Linked DNA regions of Homo sapiens: all the other regions are linked to region 1. A link is a contact called in ENCODE Hi-C or POLR2A ChIA-PET data. All regions are on one chromosome and are shown on one strand. Each heading gives the region's core, a stretch centred on a gene start or an enhancer-like site at or near the end of the contact. The rest is flanking DNA. Distances are from core to core; before and after follow the strand shown.

Region 1 (3,571 bases), core at 167-2,666:
GGTGCGAGCAGGTGTAAGAGGAGACCAGGAGTGCAGCGGGAGAAGGAGAGTCAGAGGAACAGAGACAGTGACACCGAAAAAGAAAGAAACAGTGACAAAGATACGAAGAGACGGAGAAAAAGAACCAGAAGCAAGGAGACACAGACAGGAACGGGGACTGAGAGACAGGAACACAAAAGCTAACAGAAGTAGCAGGAAAAGACAAAAAGCAACCGAGATCAACACAAACACAGTGAAACACAGATAAGCAGTGAAAACAGAACAAACTCAGAGACCCAGCCCCAGAATCACCCCTCCCCCACCCCGCCACAGTCCATGGGTCCCCCGCCCCCTCTTCTGCCCTGGTCCAAATCCCTTCTCGCTGCGGGGTTTGTTCTCCCGCTCCCTCATGTAGCCACCGAGCCCCAGCCCCGGCCCGGCAGCGCGTTGGACTCACCCAACTTAACTGCCTCGTTGTACTTGAGCAGTGCCGCCTCCACCTGGCGCTCGCGGTACAGTCGGTTGCCCTCGTGCCGGAGTTGCGACGCTCGCGCTGGGCCTGGAAACAACTTGCCGAGGAGGCCGCTGAGCACCACGTTGACTCGCAGCGGCGGCGGCGGCTGCTGCCCAGCCCGCCGGGCTCCACGCGCCCGCCCAGTGGCCACCATCAAGGCGGAGAGCTTGACCCCGCACAGCGCACAGCGCCGGTCGGCGGCCCGCCCACGTTCCAGGCACAGTTTACAAAAGGTGTGGCCACACGACAAGGACACGGGGTCTGATAGAAACCCATGACATTTCCGGCACTTAAAGCCGTCCCACACCTCGGTGGCCGCCGCAGCCGCGGCGGCCCCCGTCTCTTCCGCCGCCACGGTGCCGCTTGCAGTGCTACCCTCGTCCGGGGGCGCCGGCGCCAGCGCCTCGCCTTGCGGGACTTTCTCCGCCAGGCAGCGCACCAGCTGCTCCAGCTGCTCAGCCACCAGCTGCTGCCGCTCGGAGAGCTGTCTATACACCTCGAGGGCTTCACGGATTCGCCCCCGGGACGCCAAGGCGTCTGCCTGCGTGAGCAGGACTTTGCTCTCCGGCGTTGAGGTCCCCGGAGACTGCTCTTGCTCTGGCTCCCGCGTCGGTAGAGGTGCGGGGCCCTCTGCAGCCACCTTTGGGTGGGGGCCCATGTCTACTTGGGCCGCTGATGCCCCTCGCTCCGCCGACTCCAAGTTGTCGCTGCTGACCTCAGCGGGCAAGCTCAGCATCTGTTCGATCCGTACTGACTCCATGGGAAGAGGGACACGGGAGGAGACGAGGCGTCTAGGGACCGGGGACACGAAGCAAGGAGTGGCAGCTGGAGGAAATCGGGGCAGCCACCGCCGCCATGCCACCGAGCTCCTGACCCTGCCGCGCCTCCGGGAGCTCCATGCCGGCCGCCCCGCGCCGCCTAATAACTGTCTTGTCTCAGCAAAGTGTTATATAAAACGGTACCACGTGACGTGCCGCCACGCTGTTCATTGGCCGGCGGCGGGGAAATTGTTACAAAACCAGACAGTTTTGTAACAGTGTTGCTCTTGCTTCTTTGGGCTTCGCTTTTCTTGGCTTCTTTTTGAGGTTGTTTGTGTTTACACTTCGCCTTATTCCTCCTCACCACCTGGTTCTTTTTCGGAAGTGGGGTTGTGGGGTGGGGAGAAACTCAGTGTCTTCTCTTGGGCTTCTCAGTCTCCAAACCCCACTCCATCCCACCTCCAAACGGGCCAGCAAACAGGTCCCCTCTGCCAGCCGCTGACCAGCGGCCCCCCACTCCTCCCAGGAGAGGCTGGTACCTCGAGGTGCACAGTCCGCAGGGTCTTCCGGGACGCCTAAGACTCTCCCTCTTGGGGGAGATGGCTGCTGTCAGGGAAAGGAAGCAGGTTGGGAGGGGTATCCGTGAAGCCCCCCCACACACACACAACCCAGTCCCAGCCCGAGAGCCCTGGGAGCCCCGCCTGGGTTCCTTGCCTTCTCCCAGGAGCCTCCCAAAGGTGGTGAATTCGGTTTCTGAGGGTGCTTGGTGTTCTGTGCCAAGAGTGACTCAGAGCAGCGGGTCCCACCGGCGCAGAAGTTGGGCAGCGCTCGCTGGACAGTGAGGAACTCGCGGAGAAGATGCGCTTGCCGGCTCAGCCCTGGGAGGGAGATGCCCCGCTAACTCCCCTCTTTACCTCTCTACCCCCAACGCCAGAACTAGCGCTGGGGCAGGCGGTAGGCGCCCAGCTGGAGACACACCAGGCCGGCCCCTGGAGCCACTGGCCGGATGGGCGCGGCAGGGATGTACCCGGCCTGCTGGGGTCGGTGGGTACTCTGGGGGCGTGGGAGAGTGGCAGGGGGAAGACGCGAGCTGAGAGCGCTATTCAGGAGAAAGTCCGCGAATCCCGGCACAGCCCAGTGGCAGACCGAATAGCCTCCAGGTTTGTCGCTCCTGAGCGCTGCGCGGGAAGGGTACAACTGGGCACGAGCCTCAGCGCCTGGTTTACAATGGCTAGGGGGCCTCGACGGTGTCCTACACACTTCCTGAAGGCGAGCGGGGTGGCCAACTGCACACTCTTTGTCTGCCTTGAACCCCCACATTTAGGACGGGAACCAAGCTCACAAATGAGCAGACAGAAAACGGTATAGTCGCACTGCTCCAAGCAGGGAGGCAGGGACTAGGCTTGCCGCTGGCTCAGTTGGCCTTCAGAGCCTGCGGGCTCTTGGGCAGTGCCAGGTTGCCGCCCCAGGGGCCTGAAGACCTATTGTTGCCCCCTGCTGCAGCCACCTCTTAGCCAGATGACCTTGGGGAAGTCAAACTTTAGAATCCATCATTTTTGCTTCTGAACAAATGTTAGAGCTGATCTTACTTGGGATTAAGTCATGTTTCAGAGTTGGGTTATGGCAGGCCCCCTCGGGTCTCTGCTTCTCTTTAGGTAGTTAAACCAGTCTTAGATCAACACCAAGGTCCCAGAGAACAGGTACTATGCAGCCAGCTCTAGAGCCTCTTTCTAATAAGACAGGACAGAGGGAGAGGGTCACAGGGCAGAAAGGAAGCATCACATAGGGGAAAAAAGACACACACACGAAAAAAAAAAAAAATGAAGAAGAAGGAGAAGGAGAAGAAGAAATAGAGAAACTCCAGATGTAGTCAGGAAAGCACGAGGGACACATTGGAAAACTTGGCTTGAAGCCTTGGATTTGTCACATATTTGCTATGAAACCTTAGGTAGGTTCTCCAAACCTTAGTTTCTCTTAATCTCCAAGGTTCCCTCCAGCTCTAACCTTGAGTGGCTTTGATCCTAAGACCAAATTTCATGATACTAACTCAGTTACTTAAGTACAAATGACTAGTCCAAATGCTGTGGATGGTGGCTTGAACCGGGGTTGAGGGGATGGGAAATCAATGGAAGATTGTCCATTTAGTCGGGGTCAGACCTGAGCTAGATTTTTTTTTTTTTTTTGAGATGGAGTTTGGCTATTGTTGCCCAGGCTGGAGTGCAATGGAACGATCTCAGCTCACCACAACCTCCGCCTCCCAGGTTCAAGTGATTCTCCTGCCTCAGCCTCCCAAGTAGCTGGGATTACAGGCACGTGCCAC
Region 2 (3,571 bases), core at 432-2,931, 100 kb after region 1:
AAAAAAAAACCTCATTGCTTCCTAATGTATATTGATTTTATTTATTTATTTATTTATTTTGAGACGGGGCCTCACTCTGTCACTCAGGCTGGAGCACACTGGCACAATCTCAGCTCACTGCAACCTCCCTTTCCCAGGCTCAAGTGATCCTCCCACCTTACACTCCCAGGTAGCTGGGACTACAGGTGTGTGCCACCATGGCCGGCTATTTTTTTGTATTTTTTGTAGAGACGAGTTTTTCCATGTTGCCCAGACTTCGAATATGACTTTGGAGCTGGTGAAAAGGACTTGGAACCTTTTTAAAAGCCCATGTTAGCACTTCCAGTTTGTTGAGCCAGGGTCTTGCTTTGTTGTCCATGCTGTTGTGCAGTGACATGATCACAGCTCACTGCAGTCTCAATCTCCCAGGCTCACTGCAGTCTCAATCTCCCAGGCTCAAGCAGTCCTCCCGCCTGAGCTTCCCAAGTAGCTGGGACTACAGGCATGTGCCATCATGCCTGGCTATTTTAATTTTTTTTTTTTTTTGGTAGAGATGAGGTCTCGCTATGCTGCCCGGGCTGGTCTCTAACTCCTGGGCTCAAGTGATCCTCCTACCTCGGCCTTCCAAAATGCTGGGATTACAGGGGTGAGCTACCACACCTGGCCAGCACATTCGATATAAATGAAATTTGACAGGATTCTAGAAGGCAAGCTGGTTATAATCTGTTGTACACACAAGGACAAGTGAGGAAGAAAGGAGACACAGTGCCCAGGGATAGGGGAGCAAAATAAGATATACTCAGTTATCCATGGTCATGAAGAACAGACATGCCAGGTTATTAAAAACCGGTAGATAATCCAAAAGGCACTCTGGAATACATTATATGTCCTATCAACACCTTGCCTCTGAACCCCAGTAGATTTATTCCTCTAGTTAACTTTTCTCAGACTGACATTAAAATGAGCATATATTTCCAAGTTGCTTCCAGATGATGGCTGGAGGGAGTGGGCAATAGCATGAAGACTGTGAAGGGTAAGGACAGCCTAAAATAATCCATTAGCCACAGAGAATCTCAGTGTGGGTATTTGAGAGTCACCTGTACACGCTCAGTAAAGAGGTTCTGCTTGTCAAGGCAACCGAATTGAGCCACCTGACTCTTCTTAGAGGCCCACTCCAAAGGTATATAGTAAGTTAAGTCAGGAGTCTCAAGCTGAATGCCTCTCAGTCCATAATGCTACCAGTCGCATAGCATGTGTGGCCAAAACCAGAGATACTCTGTTGATTCCCAACATTCTTGTGCAGAAGCAACTTTAGTCCACATTATGCTATTTAGCAATGAATTGTAGTAGGGAAAGGAAAGGTAGGGAGGGCTCTGCCCCCATCCCTGTGATATGTGGGCCATAGTTGCTCTGAAAACCCAGCTACAGAATGGGGACAGTAAACAACAAACAGAGTTCTAGTTCAGTCATGAACCATTTTCTTATGGTTATAGCAGAGTGATAATGGAGCAGGGAAAGGACAAGAGGCCAAAACACAGAGTCAGTGCTCCTGAAAGCAAGATTACTCACTGGAGACATTTATTGGTTTCTGTTTTTCCTGTGAAGGGGAGAAAGTAGGTCAGCACACTCAAAGAACTGTGACCAGGAACAGTGGCTCTGAGAGGGAGTCATTTGCTGCACCCTGTGCCAAGATGAACGAGTAATAGACACGCCTCTCAATTGAGGGCATTTGACTGAGGTCACTTGGCTTCGGGAAAAACTCAGGCTATTGATCCCTTGGTGTGTATTCTTTGCAGGCCTTAGGAGGTAGGTACAAGGGAAGGCTCGCAGTTTTAAAACCAACATCTAAATGGTTGGCTAGCATGAGCTGGCAAGCACAGGAATGTTTATGAGCAAACTGTGTGCCTACTTTGGCTTTCAGACAAGATGGACAAGGCTCAGGGCAGCTTGGCTAAAAATAGATGGCACAGAGGGGCCTAGGAAGCAGGAGAGCTAGGTTTCACTCCCAGGTCTCTGAGTTAACCTTCAGGCAAACTTCCTGAGTGTCTTTATTTCATATACTGATTAGCTCTTAGTAAGGAGGAGTATTGAATAAGTTTTCCTAGGTCTAGAGAAGGGTTCACATGGAGTCTGCTACATTTTCTTGTCTCATCTTTCCTCAAAAGATCCAAGTTTGGGAAAAGACTGGTTGTGATCAGGTGGAAGGTGGAGTAGCTGACATACGATGGAACAGTACCAAGCTATGATGACCCTCTGGGAGCCACGAGTCCTTCTGGACTAACCAAGGTGGCTGCCCAGCCAGAGCCAAAAGGAGGCTCCCTGACCCTGGGTCTGGAGGCAGAGGTGGCAGAGAAGTAAACAAGAGGCACCAAATCAGAACTCCTGATGCATAACCCACAGCTATGAGGGGGATAGTGTGAAATGCAGGGCTTTAAGTAGGAAATTTAGTAGGAAATTCAGAAAGCAGGTAGTTCCTGCCCTTTGTCACTGCCCCACATGCCATTCCCTTCTTCAGCAAGATTCTACTTGCTCAGAAGCAAGGGTCCAAACCGAGGCAGCCAAGTTTCTAGTCTGTAGTTGGGAGGTAATGTTCTTAGGAAAAAACTGGACTATTCACAGAGAAGGGGAAGCTGAGCACAAGAAAACTATTTTGTGTCAGGCACAGTGGCTCACGCCTATAATCCCAGCACTTCGGGAGGCGGAGGCGGACGGATCGCCTGAGGTCAGGAGTTCAAGACCATCCTGGCCAACATGGCGAAATCCCGTCTCTACTAAAACTACAAAAATTAGCTGGGTGTGATGGCGCATGCCTGTAATCCCAGCTACTCAGGAGGCTGAGGTGGGAGGATCGCTTGAACCAGGAGGTACAAGTTGCAGTGAGCCGAGATCGTGTCACTGCACTCCAGCCTGGGCGACAGAGTGAGACTCTGTCTCAAAAAAATAAAAAATAAAAAATAAACAGGCTGGCCGTGGTGGCTCACTCCTGTAATCCCAGCACTTTGCGAGGCCGAGGCCAGGTGGATCACGAGGTCAGGAAATTGAGACCATCCTGGCTAACACGGTGAAACCCAGTCTCTACAAAAAATACAAAAAATTAGCCTGGTGTGGTGGCATACGTCTGTAATCCCAGCTACTTGGAAGGCTGAGGCAGGAGAATTGCTTGAACCTGGGAGGCAGAGGTTGCAGTGAGCTGAGATCGCACCACTGCACTCTAGCCTGGGTGACAGAACTATTTTGTATTATTTCCTGCCTCAAGACCCTTGGCCCTAACCTCATCCCAGGACACTTTCCCCAGAAGTCAGTGCATCTCTGTGTGGCAAGAATATCTGGGAAGAGCTATTTTTTTTTTTCTGATTACAAAAGTAATAAGTGGTTATTTTATAAAATTAAGATTTTTCAAAATAACTAGAAGAGAGGATTCTAAATCCTCTCTCAACCCCCAAAAATGATACATGTTTGAGGTGATGAGTATGCTAATTACCATGATTTGATCATTTCACAATATATTCATGCATCAAACAAAACATCACACTGTACCCCATAAATATATAGAATTATCATTTATCAATTAAAAAAATAAAAAATTATAAGC
Region 3 (3,571 bases), core at 459-2,958, 98 kb before region 1:
TTTCTAGTTCTTTGGAGAAGAGATCAGAATCATGGTGTCTGATCTCATTCTAAGTGTTTTGATCAGAACTTTGCTGGGAAAATATTTGTTGCCTCAAAAGACAAATTCTATGGTGAAGCTCATTGGTTCCTCACCCCCCTGAATGTTTCATTTTTACCAAGGGCCCCTGTATCACTTCATCATTTGGGGATCAACTTTCTAAGAATCTTTACACTTTGAAAAGCCATGAACAAAAAAGGATGCCTGCCATTTGCCTGTTCTTTTCTTTCCGTTGTCCCTTGTTTCCTGCCGAGCTCCCTCCTGAACCCCTATCTACCTGGCCATTCATCTGTGGGCCCCCCAAATGGCATTGATGATCTCAGATCTTCTATCAAACACAGGTTGGTAGAGGGCGGCATGTTTTCTCAAAAATCATAGATGTCGTTAGAGAATTGGGCTTCGACTCATTGGTACACATTTGGCCTTAAGTTTCAGGAGGGCCCTGACCCCCACTTCACCACCCGAGGCCCGACCCCCACTTCACCACCTGCTTCACCAGCTGTGCGCACACCGCGGCCCTGCCTGGAACCCTTGGGTGCACGGGTCCCTGTCTCCCCGCCACTGCAGATAGCCTGTTCCTCACCCTCAGGGGCAGCAGCCTCCTCTGTGGCCGGTTCCTCTGCGGACTCCTCCTCTGCAGCCGGTTCCTCTTTGGCCGGTTCCTCTGCGGCCTCCTCTGCGAGCTCCTCCTCTGCGGCCTCCTCTGTGGGCTTCTCTGAGGCCTCCTCTGCGGGCTCTTCTGCGGCCTCCTCTGTGGGCTTCTCTGAGGCCTCCTCTGCGGGCTCTTCTGCAGGCTCCCTGGCCATCTCGGCCAGGTCTGCTGGCACCTCAGGCTCTGGGACCAACGCGGCCTCCTGGAGCAGGCCCAGGCCCTCGCCCTCAGGACCCGCGGCCCCCACGCCCAGCCTCTCATGCACCAGCAACAGCCGGGGCTCTTCTGAGCCACTGGGCGCCGCAGTGCGGCGCCTCCGCATCAGGCGGCCGCCACGCATCCTGATCAGGATGTGGTCGTTGTGATAGATGCGGAGGAGAAGGGAGTGGACCATGTCCAGAAACTCCATGCGAAAGCCTCTTATGGGGTAGCGACGGGCGGCCGCGACCAAGTCGAAGTTGTCCGCCTCGTTCCTCTCTTCCTCCTCCTCCTCCTCTTCCTCCTCCTCATCCTCCTCCTCCTCCACCATCTCCACTACTATCCTGATCTCTGAGTCTTCCTCGGCGTTCCCACCCCCGGGGGCTGCGGCCAAGCCTGCCGCCTGCTCACCCTCCTCCTCCCCGAGGCCTCTCATGGGCCCTGCGACTCCGGCCACAGTGTTGCCACTGTCGGGGCCAGAGTCACCGCCCTCCCGGTCACCTACGGCCTCGGCCTGCGCTCCCTCCTGGTTCACTGGAGCCTCCTGGTCCTCTTGGATCAGGTCTTGATCCCCTGTGGCAGACATGACGCCAGTCAGTGCCTCAACTGGAGTGGCGACTAGGCTGAGGTGACAACGGTGAAGACGGTGGCCACTGATGTGGCTGTGGCTGAGGGGAGGTGAGGGGCTGGGCTGCTGAGAGAATAAGAGTCTGTCTCCTTACTGAGGGAATAAAAGTCTGTCTCTGAGGACACCCTAAGGTGGGAAGGGCAGGGAGCCGATCCCAGGAGCCTCCCGCTGAGGTTGGCCTGAGAGGACTTAGACAAGGCGGGAAAGATTCGGGTTGGTAAGTGACAGGGGGCGGGACAGGAAGGGTCAAGGAGGGGCTCTCAGTGAGCTCTAAGCTCATTTGCTGAAAACATCAGATTGACATGCTCTGCATCCAATGAATATCAAGGCCCTTAAGCTCTAGGACAACTCAGAATCCAGAACTCTATCTTTTCTTTGAGGCCTTAGTGTCCAGGGCTAGCCTTTAGGTCCACACAAGTCCTGTCCTTTTAATTTTACGATTATTAGCAGCACTATAGTGATCCAATGTGGAGGCACCCTGGATTGGGGAAACTTCTTCTGTAAAGGGCAGAGACGAAACATTTTAGGTTCTGCAAGGTCCAGAAGCAATATCAAGACTATTATGTAATTACTATCACTAAGTAGGTTTCCTGCCTTCCATAGGACACATACTCCTCTTTGTACCACCATTTTGTTTTTTTTGAGACAGAGTCTCACTTTGTCGCCCAGGCTGGAGTGCAGTGGCATGATCTCGGCTCATTGCAAGCTCCACCTCCCGGGTTCACACCATTCTCCTGCCTCAGCCTCTTGAGTAGCTGGGACTACAGGCGCCCGCCACCATGCCCGGCTAATTTTTTTGTATTTTTAGTAGAGATGGGGTTTCACTGTGTTAGCCAGGTTGGTCTCAATCTCCTGACCTCGTGATCCGCCCGCCTCGGCCTCCCAAAGTGCTGGGATTACAGGCGTGAGCCACTGCGCCCAGCCTGTACCACCATTATTTTCTGTATTTGCCTGGTCAGTGCCCTCTGATCTTCTTCACCTCCTACCTAAAATGATCAACCTTATTCATTAAACCATTTATTTATTCATTTACCAAATTTATTGAGTGCGTTACATGTACCAATGCCATGCCTCCTTACAACTGTCATTTGTACCTCTTGCTTGTTTGACTGATGAAATCCAAAGATGACAGACTGCTCATGGTTTACATCCTAGTGCCTCTTCCCCCATCGTTCCTGTGCCCCTCTTTGGGGTGGAGGTTAGCTAAGACCTCTGGAAGCTGAGCTTTCCCAGCTGCATAGAGTGTCAACGTTCCTATATTTGCAGAGACTCCAGTTTATACTAAATCATTTCCTCTTTAGTTGCCTTGTCCACTTATCAGTGAGTGTGAAACACAATGTGATGACTGCTGTCAATCTTGTAGTCTCTAGGGCAAAAAGTACACAGCAGTAGCTGCTTCTTTCTGCAGGGAGATAGAACTGGGCACTGGGCTTGTTATGGAGCAAGTTGTTGTCAAGGAGTGAGGCAGATCCTGGAGGAGATGGTTCTGTTGCAGTGGCAGTAAGCTATCTTACCAGTTGTTTTCAAGTCCCTGGGAGGGGAAACTAGTTAGCACCAGCAAACAGAAGAGAAAGGAAAAAGCTGAGCAGATGTGCTTTCAATAAGTGAAGTGAAACTACCTGAAGTGAAACTGAGGGAGAGTGTCCTCCTAGCTCCCGCATTGGGGCTCTCTTCATGGCAAGTATGTGAGCCAGAAGTCCGTGGAACAATCTCCATAGCCTTGGTTATCTGCCTGAGCCTGTTGTCTGCAGATGTAGACCCATCCAGGATGTCACATTCCCTTATCTCTGGTGTGTAGTTGCTACCTTTCCTTTATCTCCAGCTATCCCACCCATGACATCTGATCTTTGCCAAGCCAGGTAGTTGGCACAACCCAGGATTTCAGATTTTCTTAGGGAAAGGTGCTCTCTTTCCCCACCCCACCTCCCTCTGTCAGTCAACAGAAGTGGCCAAGTCCTTTCCATTTGCAGACCCACCATCAAGGTCAAGGTGGGCCAGTGGGAGAGACCTAAAGCCACAACAACCCTCAGAGGTTTCCACTTAATGTTGGGATG
Region 4 (3,571 bases), core at 414-2,913, 67 kb before region 1:
TTACTGAAGCTTTGTTTCTGGGGGAAAAAAGTTTCCTCTGGAGGCTGGAAGCCTTTCTATTTCCTATGACTACAATCTGAGATTGAAAAGTTATGTGGTGAATTGGTCTTCACTGATTTGGGGGGGATATTAAAAGCACTCACTGCCCTGAAATTAGATCTCTGTATCTGTCATGGAAAGACTTAGTAACATTTCATAGAAGCTCACTTCCAGAGTTTCCTTTCTTTTGAGGGAAAAACAAAAAAAACAAATTAAACATAAAGAAATTTGTTAGAAAACATCTTGACTAGGCCAGGCACAGTGGCTCACGCCTGTAATCCCAGCACTTTGGGAGGCCGAGGCGGGTGGATCATGAGGTCAGGAGTTCAAGACCAGTCTGATCAATATGGTGAAACCCCATCTCTACTAAAAATACAAAAATTAGCCAGGCATGGTGGTATGCGCTGGTAGTCCCAGCTACTCCAGAGACTGAGGCAGGAGAATCGCTTCAACCTGGGAGGCAGAGGTTGGAGTGAGCCAAGATTGTGCCACTGCACTCCACCCTTGGCGATAGAGCGAGACTCTGTCTAAAAAAAGAATATATTGATTAATGTGCTGTTTCCAGAGAACGAACCTCGCAAAATAGCCTTCAATTTGAGAGCTGGTCAGTTCCATTGAGAGCTGAGTATGATGTTAGGGCATCCAAGGGATGCCTAAAAGGTCAAGTGTGCAGAAGAACCCAGGGAGCACCCAAGTGGTCAAAGGTCAAGTTATACTGACAGTGATGAACAATGACATCATCTTCTATATGGGCTGCACAAATCATTCCGTTAGTATGAACACAGAGAACCCTGGGATAGACCCTAACAGAAGTCTAACAAGGTAGTTAATAGAAGATAGTCACTACATTCATGGTAGAAGGTAGTTAATGCATTTATACACTCCTTACCAAGCATTAGGGAAGCTCAGAGAGAAGCCCATGTGTTGTTTCATGCCTAGCTTTTTGGGATATGTGGCCTTCGATTGGGTCAACATGTGCTGAGGGTTGATCCTCAGCTTTTAGGATGCAGAAATTAGATTAGATCACTGCCTCCTCTTCCAGGGTGATGAGGTTCTGGGGAGATAATTATCACTAATCAAACTCATAATAAATGGATTTTAAACACACATGGCCAATTTAGTGATTTACAGTGGAGATAACCTTCTATTTACCTCTATATAGCAGTGACTCCAAGATTAGATTTCATCAACTAATTTAACTTCCAAAATGATTTGGGGGAGTAATTTAATAATGATTCACACTCTTCGAGCACTTACTGTGTGACAGGGACTTTGAGACATTTTTTACATGATTTATCTTCTTTAAACTTCACGATAATCCTGTGACATATTATAAAGCACCATTTTATCTCCTCATTGTAGATGAGGAAATTAAACCTCAGACAGAGGATGTAATCTACAGGTGGTAAATGACAAATCTGTATGACTCCGAAGCCATCAAATGTCATAATAATAATAGAAGACACAGCTCCTTCCTCAATCAGCTGGGAAGAGTATGGGAGGGGATGAGGAAGAAGGCCTAGAAGCGGAAAACATAGCTTGTCTCCCACTGCCTATGACTCAGCTGCAGCTGTGACTCATAGAGGACTGAAGGTCACTCAGCAAGCTGGAAATGACCCTGGACTTCAGTATTAGAGCCAACGCATGAGTGCTGTAGCTCTGGTTGTTATCCCCAACTGACCTCTCTCACCACTACTCCCCCAGAGTTACACATTCTTCAGTCCTGCACTCCTACCTTCTCTCAGACAAATGTGATCAAAGGTAACGAATAAGCCACCTGGGTGTGCTGTTTGGGGATTGGGGAGGTCAGAGGTGCGTTCTGAGACAGCAATGATGTTGACAAGAAAGCAATTTTCAGGGTCAAGAAGTTGGGCAGCATCCCAGACTGGTCTTTTGGCATTTGCATGATTGGTGAGAATGGGGACCCTGACCCCTATGATAGGACTGATGTGGATCAGGCGACAGGCTTTCCTCCCACAGGATGCTGAGAAAAGAGAATCCATCTCTCTCTCCTTCAATGTGTGACCCAGGCTGGAAACAATTTTTTTCTAAATCAACCCTCGTGCTCTTCAGCAGATGCAAAAGAAAACAGTTGCCTTGTATGATGCTCTGCAATTCCCACATTAAATGAAACTGGGTTGATTAATCTATTTGCATCCGGTTTGCAGAGGTGTTGCTGAGATAAAAGAGCCTAATGGTGGGTATTCATTTCCAGCAGTCTCTGTATTAAGTACCAGTTTTTTATCTGCCACTTGTAGGCATAATGGGAACTTACAGTGGTTGGAATAGGTTGCAGGATAGGGAAGAATGAGGACTGAAAGGAATGTGTCTCTCGGATAGCTCAGCCTTCCTAATGTTGGCAAACCTTCAGGTTCCCAAGCCTAGGTTTTTTGTAACTGCCAGCATGCCCATCCTGGTCTTCCTGTTTTCTTGTCCACATATCGCTTTACTCCCAAGTCCAGCCGGTTATAGGGGAATAACAATAGGCCTCCCCGCCGACCCTTCTCCCCCATCAAAAAGAGGCCTGCCCACTCTTACCAGATTAGCAGGAGCAGCAGGGATCGTCTAGTCTGGGTAGTGCCAGACTTCTAACTCAAACCTTAAGCTTTCTGTTTTCTCAGGTTTTGTGGGTTTTTTTTCCTTCTTTAATGCATTCCCCCACCGCTTCCCATCCTGAAAACATAGGAACAACATGTTTCTGTTAAGCTTTCTGTTTTCTTAGGTTTTGTTTTTTTCATTCTTTAATGCACTTCCCCACCACTTCCCATCCTGAAAACATAGGCACAACATGCACACGCCTTGTCTCTCACCCCAGGTGAAGGCCCTCCTGATAATAGGGAAGAGTGATGCAGCCTCGGGCCTTTATAAAGACCTACTTGCTTCCTCCTGGGTGAGTGGGCTGTGATCTTCACTTATTCCAATTATATACTCATTGGTCAGCCGATTCCCATAAAGCTCTTCTCTGACCTAGTTGCACCTCTCAACTTAATTATTTCATAGGTTACCAGAGGTGCGGCTGCCAGGTTGCTATAGAAACCTTTGCTCTACTGACCTTTTTTCCCCCAATAAAAAGTTAAATTAAAAAAAAGTTAAATCAACTATTCAATGAAGAATTGGGTATATTTTAAGTATAATGTTTTCTTTCACAGTGGGGAATACTTCGAAGCCTTCTACCTTAGACAAATATAATTTGTCTCCTGGGGTATTTTTGTTTTGTTTCTTATTTTCACATTTCCAATCAAATAATCCTGGCCAGGCATGGTGGCTCACACCTGTAATCCCAGCACTTTGGGAGGCCAAAGCAGGTCGATCACCTGAGGTCAGGAGTTCGAGACAAGCCTGGCCAACATGCTGAAACCCCATCTCTACTAAAAATACAAAAATTAGCTGGGCGTGGCGATGGTCACCTGTAATCCCAGCTACTCAGGAGGCAGGAGAATCGCTTGAACCCCGGAGGCAGAGGTTGCAGTGAGCCGAGATCGCACCATTGCACTCCCACTGGACAACAAGGGTAACACTCTGTCTCAAATAA

What was found. Hi-C counts contacts between places; a loop is a spot of excess contacts on that map. ChIA-PET counts read pairs that join two places held with the same protein, here RNA polymerase II (POLR2A). Pooled maps may share reads with other maps.
Region 2: a loop to region 1 is called in a map of gastrocnemius medialis, with 4 times the contacts of the local background. The contact joins the enhancer-like site here to the promoter of LONRF3 in region 1. A Hi-C loop is called at or near these places in 7 of 168 maps with a recorded cell type or tissue (PC-3, PC-9, gastrocnemius medialis and 2 more) and 10 of 50 pooled maps. POLR2A ChIA-PET finds 5 or more read pairs at or near these places in 5 of 52 experiments (BJ, HEK293T, T-cell and 2 more).
Region 3: a pooled map shows a loop between it and region 1 (2.1-fold over the local background). The contact joins the promoter of CT47C1 here to the promoter of LONRF3 in region 1. A Hi-C loop is called at or near these places in 6 of 50 pooled maps. POLR2A ChIA-PET finds 5 or more read pairs at or near these places in 3 of 52 experiments (HEK293, Panc1 and T-cell).
Region 4: a pooled map shows a loop between it and region 1 (5-fold over the local background). The contact joins the enhancer-like site here to the promoter of LONRF3 in region 1. A Hi-C loop is called at or near these places in 2 of 50 pooled maps. POLR2A ChIA-PET finds 5 or more read pairs at or near these places in 4 of 52 experiments (HEK293T, HepG2, activated T-cell and 1 more).

Annotation. Positions count from the first base shown.
Region 1 is chrX:118,972,463-118,976,033 of GRCh38, reverse strand. LONRF3 (LON peptidase N-terminal domain and ring finger 3) reads right to left here and starts at 1,416. Exons shown (of 11, transcript NM_001031855.3): 1 at 437-1,416. The coding sequence starts at 1,253.
Region 2 is chrX:118,870,526-118,874,096 of GRCh38, reverse strand. The region is part of intron 6 of LINC01285 (long intergenic non-protein coding RNA 1285); the gene reads right to left. Among named protein-coding and RNA genes, the nearest start is that of LINC01285, 33 kb to the right of the region's middle. Within about 2 kb of position 1,681, at least 11 of the 41 ENCODE cell types and tissues checked have a DNase peak (open chromatin) inside an H3K27ac peak, as active enhancers do; they include PC-3 and gastrocnemius medialis, where a contact is called at or near this core.
Region 3 is chrX:119,071,130-119,074,700 of GRCh38, reverse strand. CT47C1 (cancer/testis antigen family 47 member C1) reads right to left here and starts at 1,708. Exons shown (of 3, transcript NM_001396132.1): 1 at 623-1,708. The coding sequence starts at 1,475.
Region 4 is chrX:119,039,448-119,043,018 of GRCh38, reverse strand. No RefSeq gene overlaps it. Among named protein-coding and RNA genes, the nearest start is that of CT47C1, 32 kb to the left of the region's middle. RefSeq lists an enhancer at 1,190-2,389. Within about 2 kb of position 1,663, at least 7 of the 41 ENCODE cell types and tissues checked have a DNase peak (open chromatin) inside an H3K27ac peak, as active enhancers do.